Regions from separate parts of the Homo sapiens genome. Here region 1 is linked to region 2. A link is a contact called in ENCODE Hi-C or POLR2A ChIA-PET data. All regions are on one chromosome and are shown on one strand. The core of a region is the stretch at or near the end of the contact, and the rest is flanking DNA. Distances in the headings are between cores, read along the strand shown.

Region 1 (5,109 bases), core at 932-3,431, 320 kb after region 2:
TGGCTCCCTGGCCAGCCTGTAAATTCTGTGAGGGCAAAGACCACAGCGGCCTGTCACCACAGAGTTCCTTTCACTACAGGAAGGCCCTCCCCAGGCCCAGTGACAGTCGGAGGAGGTCAAGGTCCTCCGTGTCCAAGGCCACGGGGCGAGGAAGTGGCTCCACCACACCAGGATCCAGTCCTGTGCGGGCTCTAGGAGCAGCTAAATGTGCAGCCGAGTCAAGGCAGTGTCGGCCCCCCACAGCCACCACTCCAGGCTTCCCAGGGGCTTCCCAGGCCTGTCCCAGGGCTCAAGGGGCTGCAAGGGGCTGCCCTGCAACTCACCCAGGCTGGCGGGCTGTCAGGCAACCAGCCTCTCCTGCCACGGCCAGTGGGGACAGAAAGCTGGAAGAGGCAAGAGCGAGACCCCTGGGAGACAGAGGAGTAAGGCAAGGCTCAGTCTCAGCTCCCCAACCTTCGCCCCACACCCGAGATTTCACTTTATTTGTTCCTCCTGCTGGGGAGGGGAAGCCCTGTGGCTTCAGTAGAGAGGAAACCACACCTCTCTCTTTCCACTCCTGGGCCTGGCCCCGCTCTCCCGCCATGCCCCAACTCTAGCACTCGCTCCTCCTCTGTGACCCAGAGACAGGCGGCTTCTCCTGACTCCCTCCAGCCCCTTCCTGGGTCTCTACTCCCGGGGAACTGCACTGCTTCTGGGGGGCTTGGACTTCTCTTACGGGTCAAAGCGTAGCAACAGCCGGGCGGCTACGTACACAGCACAGTAAATCCTCAATGCCTGCAGCCTCTTCCCCTGGGCACAGGGTGGGGAGTCCAGACCCCTCCACCTCCTGCGGCTGCTCCCCTCAAGCTGGCCAAGCGGCTCCCGACTGAGCCGGCTCTGCCACTTTCCCGCTGAGCCACCACGCGCCTCAGTTTCCCCATCTATAAAGCACGGGTGGCTCGACTAAATCACCACTTTGCACGTCAGCCTGGCGAAGGGCAACACGGGTTAAAAATGCAGACCACCGCCGGGCACGGTGGCTCACACCTGTAATCCCAGCGTTTTGGGAGGCTGAGCCAGAAGAATCGCTTGAGCCCAGGAGTTCAAGACCAGCCTGGGCAACACAGGGAGACCCCATTCCTAAAAATAATATTAGAAATGCAGACTGCTGAGCGCATTCCACACCTACTGACTCCGAAACCCTGGAAAAGGGGCCTGGAAATAGCACCTTCAACGAGCGCTGCTCCCACCTCCCCCAAGGTGACATCAGGTCCGCGTGGGAAACACTGCCCTAAACGAGCAGGAAGTAGCACTCGGCACGCCCAGGCCCAGGGTCCTCTTCGGTGAGGGGCGGCTGTAAACACCTGGAGGAAGGGTGGGCTGCGCAGCCAAGCCCCGGGAGGGGAGGAACGCAGGCTCTGCTCACAAAGCCCCGCCGGCGGGCCGCGGTCGGACCCCGGGACAGTGCCTGGGGCGTTCCGGGCCTGGGCCTGCCTCCAAGGCGGCGGCCAGGGCTCCACGAGGCGAGCCTGCAGCGAGGCGCCGGCGCCCCCAACCACGCGCTCGGCGGGGGTCCCCTGGCGTTATTCTCGGGGTCCGAGCCCCGCCAGGCCCAGCCCCTGCCCCGCGCCGCGCCACCGGGCAATACCCTCTCTCTGCTCGCCGGGCCTCAGTTTCTCCGTTTGCAAAACCAGGCTCACCGGGCTTAGGGATCCCACCTGGGATCCTCGCGGCCTCTCGGGTCGGGAACGCCGCGGATGTGGGGTCACCCGGCCGCGATCCCGCTGCGCCGCTCCGGCCAGGCCCTGCCTCCCGCCCGGGCCTCAGTCTCCCGCATGTACAGGACGGGGTTCGCGCGCGCACCGCCCGGGCTCCCCGCGGATTCAGCCTGGGCCGGCGCTGCCCCGAGCCTCAGTTTTCCCGTCGTGGTCAGCTCGCGCAAGAGGCGGGCGCAAGCGACCCCCACCCCGGCCCCGGCCTTGCCTCAGGCCTGCGGCGCAGACCCTGCCGCCCGCCGCCCCGGCCCGGGCCTCACCGGCAGGCGCGGGACGATCTCCACGGAGCAGCAGTGGCAGAAGTACCGTCCGGGATGCGGCGACGCCTCGGCCATGGCCGCCGCCACCTACTCCGCGCCGCCCGCCCCCCGCGCGGCACCCGCCGCCGGCCGTTTGCTGCTCCCTCGCCGGCCGACGCGCCCGCGCACGCTCACGCACGGCACGCACGGCACGCGGGGCGGAGCGGGGGCGCGGGAGCGGCGAAAGCTGCGTACTCGGCGGGCAGCGGCCCGGGCGACGGTGGCCGCTGAGAGACAAACTAGGCCCGGCCGTTGGGCGGGGCTCCAAGCGGGGGCGGGGCTTCCGGCGGGGGCGGGGCCAAAGCAGGCGGCGGAAGAGACGAGAAGCGGGGCGTGCGCGGGGCGGGGCCGAGGCCCTCCTCCCCTCCCGAAGCTGCCCAGGCCTTCGTGTCCCTCAGTGCTTCCCTACCTCATCGCCGTCTCCCCTCACGGTACTTCAGCCCACTGTCCCCACCGTTCCTGGGGCTCGCCAGGCGCCCTCTCCCCCGCCCGCTGCCCGGTGCAGCGCTCTCCCGACGCCCGCGTGGCTTTCTTCCAGGTCTTTGCTCAAATGTCAGCTTACAAGGTCTTCTCTGCTGCCCTCCTGCTCCGTGGCACTGATTCCCTCCCGATGCACTGTCAGGTCAGCTGCGCAGCAAAGGGATTTTTGGACCCGCAGCAGCGCCTGACACACAGCAGGCATTCCCTCAGCGCTGCGGAATACAGGCAGACCCGGGGCTCAGGGCGCTGTCTGGGCCTCACTGGGACCCGTGGGGTCAGACAGAGGCTGAGGTCTGTGGGTTGTGGCCTTGTTTCCAAGATGCTCCACGGGCTGACGGCCCAGGCGCCTCTCGGGTGCGGAGAAGGCAGGAAACCTAACCCCTGCTTCCAAATTTAATCAGTAGAAACGGTATCATCACCCAGCACAGGCCAGGATCATTTCTGAGGTTAGTTCTGGCCCAATCATGCATGCATTTCTTTTTTCTTTTTTTTTTTGAGACGGAGTCTCACTCTGTCACCCAGGCTGGGGTGCAATGGCCCGATCTCGGCTCACTGCAACCTCCGCCTGCCGAGGGTTCAAGCGATTCTCCCGCCTCAGCCTCTCGAGTAGCTAGGACTAGAGGCACCCGCCACCACACCGGCTAATTTTTGTATTTTTAGTAGAAACGGGGTTTCACTATATTTGGCCAGGCTGGTCTTGAACTCCTGACCTCGTGATCCGCCCGCCTCGGCCTCCCAAAGTGCTGGGATTACAGGCATGAGCCACCGCGCCCGGCCTCATGCGTGTATTTCTTTCTTCACTCAACACTCATTGAGCAACTACTGCACACCAGACCCTATGCTGAATGCACGCAGATACCCCCAGTCCCATGAGATTGGACAGGAGCGTGGAACTCAAGGGTGACTCTGGCTCTGCCTGGGGAAAGAGAGAGAGGGCTTCCGAGGGGTAAGGACATTGGAACCAGGGCTGAGGGATGAATAGGATTTGGTTGGAGTTGGACTTCCTGCAAAATGAGGCATTGGAGCGAGACTGTTGAGGAATTAAGAGTTGGAGCCTGTGCATTTAGATTTTTTGTTTGTTTGTTTGTTTTTTAGAGATGGAGTCTGGCTCTGTTGCCCAGGCTGCAGTGCAATGGCGCAATCTCGGTTCACTGTAACCTCCGCCTCCCGGGTTCAAGTGATTCTCCTGCCTCAGGCTCCCGAGTTGCTGGGATTACAGGCTGGGCACCACCACGCCCGCCTAATTTTTGTATTTTTAGTAGACGGGGTTTCACTATGTTGGCCAGGCTGGTCTCAAACTCCTGACCTCAGGTGATCCGCCCGCCTCGGCCTGCCATAGTGCTGGGATTACAGGCGTAAGCCACCGCGCCCGGCCTGCATTTAGGGTTTTGAATGTCCAGAGGTTGGGGACAGGGGCTTCAGCCTCCTTCCAGTCGTCTTTGCAGCAGCGCGAATCCAGTCATTCCTGCTCTGACCACCAGAGAGCGCACGGGCCCCGTCCCTGGGAATCCAGGAAAACCCCAGGCTGGGGAGGGGCGAGGCTTGCCAGACGCAGCCCCTGCACCAGCCTTCACGCTCCGCAAGTGCAGGAGGAGCAGCAGGCCTGGTTCAAACGACGCCAAACCACGAACTGGCTGTGTGTCCCTAGGCAAGTGGCCTAACCTCTGAGAAGGCGGCAGAACCTGACGGTTTTCCGTTGGCTCGGAGCAGACATGAGGACCGCTGGCACCTCCTCAGCCCTCTCTGTGCTCTGCTGCCTGCCCCGAGTCACCTGCCCCTCGCTGACCCCTCCCCAGCCTCACTGGCCCCCTTGGGTGGGCTAAGCAGGTTCCCACCTCTGGGCCTTGCAAGGCTGTGCCCTTCCCCAAGTCCCCTCTCCTTCCCCTGCTTTTTTTTTTTTTTTTTTTTTTTTTTGAGATGGAGTCTCACTCTGTTGCCCAGGCTGGAGTGCAATGGTGCGATCTCAGCTCACTGCAACCTCCGCCTCCAGGGGTCAAGCGATTCTCCTGCCTCAGCCTCCCGAGTAGCTGGGATCACAGGCATGCGCCACCACGCCCGGCTAATTTTTGTATTTTTAGTAGAGCTGGGGTTTCGCCATGTTGGCCAGGCTGGTCTCGAACTCCTGACCTCAGGTGATCCGCCCACCTCGGCGTCCCAAAGTGCTGGGATGACAGGCGTGAGCCACCGCGCCCGGCCCTTTCCCCTGGTTTTTAGGAGGCTGCCCCATCCACCACTGCACCCCACTTCTCAGAGCCCCCTTTCCATCCCCCACAGCCATCCTCACATCTGTGGGTTATTAATGGCGTCTCCCCATATGTGAGGCCAATACCCAGCGCACCAGTAGGTGTTCAGTAGATTCCCAAATGCACCAACAGTTGCCGAGTGTCTACTGTGTGCTGGGCTCAAGCAGGTGCTGGAAACACAGTGGGAATGAGAAGGAACGTAGGGATTTTGTATCAAACTAAGCAGGGCGAGGTGGCTCACGCCTGAGACCAGGAGTTCAAAACCATCCTGAGCAACATAGTGAGACCCTGTCTCTACAAAAATAGAATTAGGCCGGGGACAGTGGCTCATGC
Region 2 (5,265 bases), core at 2,695-5,194:
GAGGGCAAACAGAAGACAGAGGGAAGGAAGAGCCAGCAGGGCCCCCAGGGGGAAGGGGCCACGGGACTGGAAGCAAGCAGCACAGAGTGCATGGCAGCTGCAGGGGCATCTCACGCCTCCTGCCCTGGGGTTGGCCTGGGTCTGGCAGAGATGGCCTCACCTCTTTCCAGGACACAGCAGGTGGCCACCAGCCCACAACCACTCTACACAGCCACACGCGGTGTGAAGCCACAGGGAAAGCATCCTAAGTGACCTCTGAAATCACCCTCAGCCCCCTCTAGGACCCTCTGGGTAGGGGTCGAGGACAGGTTCTCTGGGCAACGGTTCCTGCCTCAGTCAGGGGCTGGCTTTCTACTCCCGCAACCAGGAGCCTGACTAACAAGGGGATGGCAGGCGACCACATCAAATGAGGCCCCAGTCTGGACGGCAAGTTGACAACAGTCCCGCAGGCTTGAGATCCACACCGAGTAACAGGGAGTTAACATATGGCCCCAGGAGAGGTGGTCTGCAGGGTCTGAGGAGGATCTGGCCCTTATATGACGTGCCATTTAACAGGAGAGCTAAGGCAGAGGGGGGCAAAGAGGGAAGCGGCTGGGAACGGCAGAAAGGGCCGCTAACAGGGAGGCCCTGAGCAGCCTGGGATCCCCAAGTTCATTTCCAGGCGACTCTGAGTTCCTGGAACTTACCACGGAATACAGACTTCATGGATCTTCTTCCTCCCGCTGCCCCTGCCTGGTGTCCAGGTGCAAGTCTACTCTCAAAGCAGGTTCCCAGGGACTCTACTTCACTCACTCAGAACACTCTGCATGTTTCCCTCTGAGTTCACTCCCAGGAAAGACAAAGTCCTCTGTTTTGTCAAAGTGGAAGCAGGAAAAAGAGGGGGAGCAGGCCAACGGTATTCCAGGCAACAAAAAAAGCAAAGGAAGCGTAAACAGCATTCTAGAAACAAGGTCCAGAGGACAACAGGCCACAGACCCAGGCGTCCACCAGGGTCTTCAGGCAGTAGAAGCGGCAGCCAGCTACTCAACATAAAGACTGCACCAGAGGACTGGGTGCAGAGCACAGACCAGCCCTTCCCCCAGGGCAGCCCCCACAGGTATAGAGTGCACCAAAAACACAAGAGGCCACCCTGCAAAGCTTAACCCAAAATGACAGGGTGGCAGGTTCCATTCGCCAAGATGGCTGCACCTACCTCTCCCATGCCCCAAGCCCTCTCCCCAGTGTGACTGAAACAACCTCCTCCTAAGAGCCATGCTTGACCCTCCTCCCACCCACACCAACTCAAGTGCCAGGCGCTTGTTGGACTACCCAGCACCCCACTCCTCCGTCTGACCAATGTTCCCTGGGCGCCCACTCTGGGCTCAGCAAGGCAGTGGCGTGGTGGTTAACCTGAGAAACAAGTTCCACCTGCCTCCACCCACATGGAGTTGCTAGTTTTGGACACAGACAACAAACAAGTGGACATGTATGGTACCGAGAAGAGAAAACAGGGCGCACGGGCTCTGCAACTGCGGGTCAGGGAAGGCCTGGGGGGCCTCAGTCGAGGTGGAACCATCGTTGGCAGCCCCCAAATGGGTAGAGTGCACCAGCAAACAGGAGCCCAGGGCCCTAGAGTAGGGGGCAGATCCGTGGGGACCACCTCACAGGGCTGTGGGACTCAGCAAGGAGGAGCATTTTATCCCAGGGACCATGAAAAGCCATGGAGGGTTTTAGGTAGGAGCAAAAGATGGTGCTCTTAGGTTTTTAAAAGATCAATCTAGTATGCCTGAGAAAAGTATGAAGCATTCCCGTCTGCCACTGTGGTGCTTATGATTATTCTGGGATACTGATACAGAATAAAGTAGCTAGTACTGATCACGTGCTATAAAGTTACAAATTGCCACTTTTACGGGTTAAAAACAGTGGAATATCGTCAACTTCACAAGATTCAACTTCCATGTACAAGCCGTTGTGGCAGGACCTCATCAGACCTCCTAGCTCTGAAGGGTGACCATTAAACTTCCCATTTCAGAGATGAGGAAAAGGAAGTTCTGAGTCACTGGGCAACCTGCCCAAGACCACACAGAACAAGTCCGGTGGTCAGACAGCTTGCCATGGCTCCTCACGCTCAGCACCTCATACTTGTTGGTCCTAACCCACCCACGTCTCTCTCTGACCAGACTCTGCATCCCTGTAGGAGAGGCCCTGTCTGCTCCATTCACTCCCAGATCCTCAGGCCGAGGACAGAGCGGGACCTCCTTAGAAAATCAAATCAAATTCACTCAACAGGGCACCACCCCAAAGTGTAAAACAGGGTTAACAGGAGCAGCCGGACCACAAGCTGCTGTGCACATTTACGGAGCTCAGCCTAGAGCAGGGCAGAACAGCCACATGGCAGCTCTGGGGGAGGCTGGCTTGGGAGTCTGACTTGTGCCATCCCAGACACAGAGCTACCTGTCAGGCCACGTGTGTTGCCCAGATTCCAGGAGCACAACTCATTCGACCACCACGTCGCTGCAGGGCCACTGGGAGACGCGGCTTCTGCCTCCGACCCTGGAGGACAGCCACCATCTGCATGGGGACTCAGTCTCCCTAAGCGTCTCAAGAAGAACTAATTCTCGATGAAGGAACTGGCCGGTGGTCTGGCCTAGTATCGAGACACCTACACCGTCTTTGGCATAAACACAGGGCCTGTTACTGCCCCTGAGGTCGTCACCAGGGGGAGAGAATGGCCAGTCCTGCCTCCCACAACGCCCAAGACATAAACACGCAACGTGGCACCACGGCCAGGCCGCAGTTCCAATCCCGGCTTCCCACGAGGCGGCTGTGCCTGGCTGGGTGGGCACCTTTTCCTTTGGGCTCTATCCCAGAGATAGGATCAGCTCTTGAGTCTGCCCGCCTGTCGTAACTTCTGCGCACAGAAGTCATGCACTGAGTCCCACTGACTGAGCACCTCGCAGCCGCCGCACCTTCACCTACATTATCTCTTTCCATCTTCACCAGGGCCCTCCAAGGTGAAAGCAAGTCCACACAGGCTCATCCACCACTCCAAAATCAAAAAAAGCTTCAAAAGCGAAAGTTTCTTCCTTCCTGGTTTGACCTGACACGAAGCTATCTGTTGTCTTATCCTAGACAGTCCTAGGTGGGTTTGATCAAACATCACAGTCCAAAATCCCACAGATCCTCAAATTGGAAAAATTCTGGATTCCAAAATATAGCTGGTCCCAAACATTTCAGATAAAGGGTCCCGGGCTTGTTTCCTGGACGAGGGAGGAGGCTCCAGAAGTAACTTCGTGCCCGGGAGAGGCTGGTCCAACTCTTCTGAGATCAGCCCCGACGCTCTCTAGGCCCCGGCAGACCCACCCACCCTGCGCCCAGTTCGCGCCAGGCGGGTCCGCGTCGGGAGTTCAAATCCCGCCCGGGGTCTGACCCAGCCCCGCCGGGGGGCTCGCGGGCGGCGGAGGCGCGGTGGGTCCACCGGGATCCCGATGGGGAGCGCGGGGCGCCTGGCGGCCCCAGCACTCGGCAAAGTTGGCAAAGGCGCGGGAGGGGAGGCCTGCGCGCCGCGGGGCCCGGGCCGGGGCCGGGAACCGGAGCCGGACCCTGGAACGGAGCCGCGCGCCCACCGGACCCCCGACACCAGCCCCGCCCCGCGTCCCTCCCCTCCCCCACCCCGGCCCCCGCCCGCCCCGCGCCGCCGCGCATGCGCACTGCAGCCCGCGATGTGGCAGCCGGGGGAGTTGGGGGGTGGGGGCCGGCCGGGGGCGGCCGCCGATGGAGCCCCGCGCCCCTCCGGCCCCGGACGGGCCAGGCGCCCCGGCCGGCCTCAGAGCTCCAGAGCGGGGCTCTCCGTCCCTGGGGCCCACGACGAGGCCGAGCCACGGCGGCGGGGGGCGCGGACGCGCGGGGGCGGGGGGCCGGCTCCCCCGGCCCGCTCACTCACCTCCGCCATGGCCGTGTGTGCGCGGGAGGCGGTGGCCGCGCCGGGATCCCCGGATGAGGGGCCGCGCACTCATTGGCTGTGGAGCCTGGAGGGCGGGGCAGGGGGCGGAGCCTGGAGGGGGCGGAGAGCGGGCCGGGCGCGTAGTAGGTGCGCGGGCGCGGGCGCGGGCGCGCAGCCGAGCGTGGCCGGCGGCTTCTGGCGAGCTTGCGGTGTCTTTCCGGCCGTCTCTGCTGGACCCTGATCTTGGCCTTGGCCTTGGCGGAGGAGACTGCATTCCATAAAAATACGAATTCCTGATAATCACACCTGCGTGGGGACCACGTGGTCCTGTGTGACCTCTTCATTCCCTCGGCTGCTCGCTGTTAATACCCCGCGTGGCAGACTAGGAAACTGAGGCCCAGGGCGACGGGCCACCCAGAGTGTCAGTGATAGAGCCAGAATTGGTGTCCGGGCTGCGTGGTTCTGGAATTTTCTGCACTTTCGCACCCGTGATGAGCAAACTAGCGCGCGGAGGAACCAATCGGGGAGCTTGCGAACGCGCACCAGTCGGAGAGGTTTTAGAAACGGTGGCCCCGCGCCGGAGAGCCCAAGGCGGGAGGCAGGGAGGTGGGCTTGACCCCAGGGCCATTTGGTTCTGCAGTCCGTCGTTTCGCAGATTGAACATTTCTGGAACACGTGCACGTTCTGATCCTGAGGGTTTGAAGGAGACAGCCCTAACGCCTGTCTTCAGGGCGTTTAGAGTGGAGGATGGGAAGGCAAGGACTCGCCACACCTTAAATTTGAGACGGATAAGTGCCGTGAATCTTCGGGGCGCACGATGCAGAGAGAGGATAGGAAGCAGGGGTGGGGCGTGAAGAGGCAGGGGCCAGGTGGGAGCTGTGGGGCCTGGACCAGAGTGCAGAGAGACTTGAGAAGGTGGACACCACAAGACTCGCTGATGGAGGGAAGCTGGAGAGAGTGAAGGATGGCCTCCAGATGTCTGGCTTGCGCAAATGAGTGGAGGGCGGTTCCTACTGAGACCAGGAAGAAGAGAACTGGAGACCAGGAAGAAGGGAATTGGGGACCAGGAGGAAGGGAATTGGGGACCAGGAAGAAGAGAATGAGTCTCATTCCTGTTTCCCAGTGATCAGCCAATGAATAGTGAGAACTTGACATGCATCAGCCTTGATTCCTGATGCAAAATCATTACTCAGTCCTCTGAGAATTCACCAACCAAGAGATAGAAGAACCACTCTGGAGGGGTCTACCCTCACTCCTTTTTTGGTTTACATCATTGAGATTGAGGGTTCTGGCCCTCGTGTTGAAGAGTCCTCACTGATTTGTGCAAGAGTTGGTTCCTTCCT

The links. Hi-C counts contacts between places; a loop is a spot of excess contacts on that map. ChIA-PET counts read pairs that join two places held with the same protein, here RNA polymerase II (POLR2A). Pooled maps may share reads with other maps.
Region 1: a pooled map shows a loop between it and region 2 (11-fold over the local background). The contact joins the promoter of RNF126 here to the promoter of MIER2 in region 2. A Hi-C loop is called at or near these places in 1 of 37 single-sample maps with no recorded cell type and 4 of 50 pooled maps. POLR2A ChIA-PET finds 5 or more read pairs at or near these places in 1 of 52 experiments (H1).

The regions. Positions count from the first base shown.
Region 1 is chr19:661,033-666,141 of GRCh38, forward strand. It overlaps RNF126 (ring finger protein 126), which reads right to left and starts at 2,182. Exons shown (of 9, transcript NM_194460.3): 1 at 2,015-2,182. The coding sequence starts at 2,089. RefSeq lists enhancers at 569-658, 799-858, 1,149-1,198 and silencers at 1,249-1,538, 2,029-2,508.
Region 2 is chr19:340,852-346,116 of GRCh38, forward strand. MIER2 (MIER family member 2) reads right to left here and starts at 3,945. Exons shown (of 14, transcript NM_017550.3): 1 at 3,923-3,945. The coding sequence starts at 3,931. RefSeq lists enhancers at 276-863, 2,050-3,001 and silencers at 3,310-3,419, 3,720-3,769, 3,840-4,289.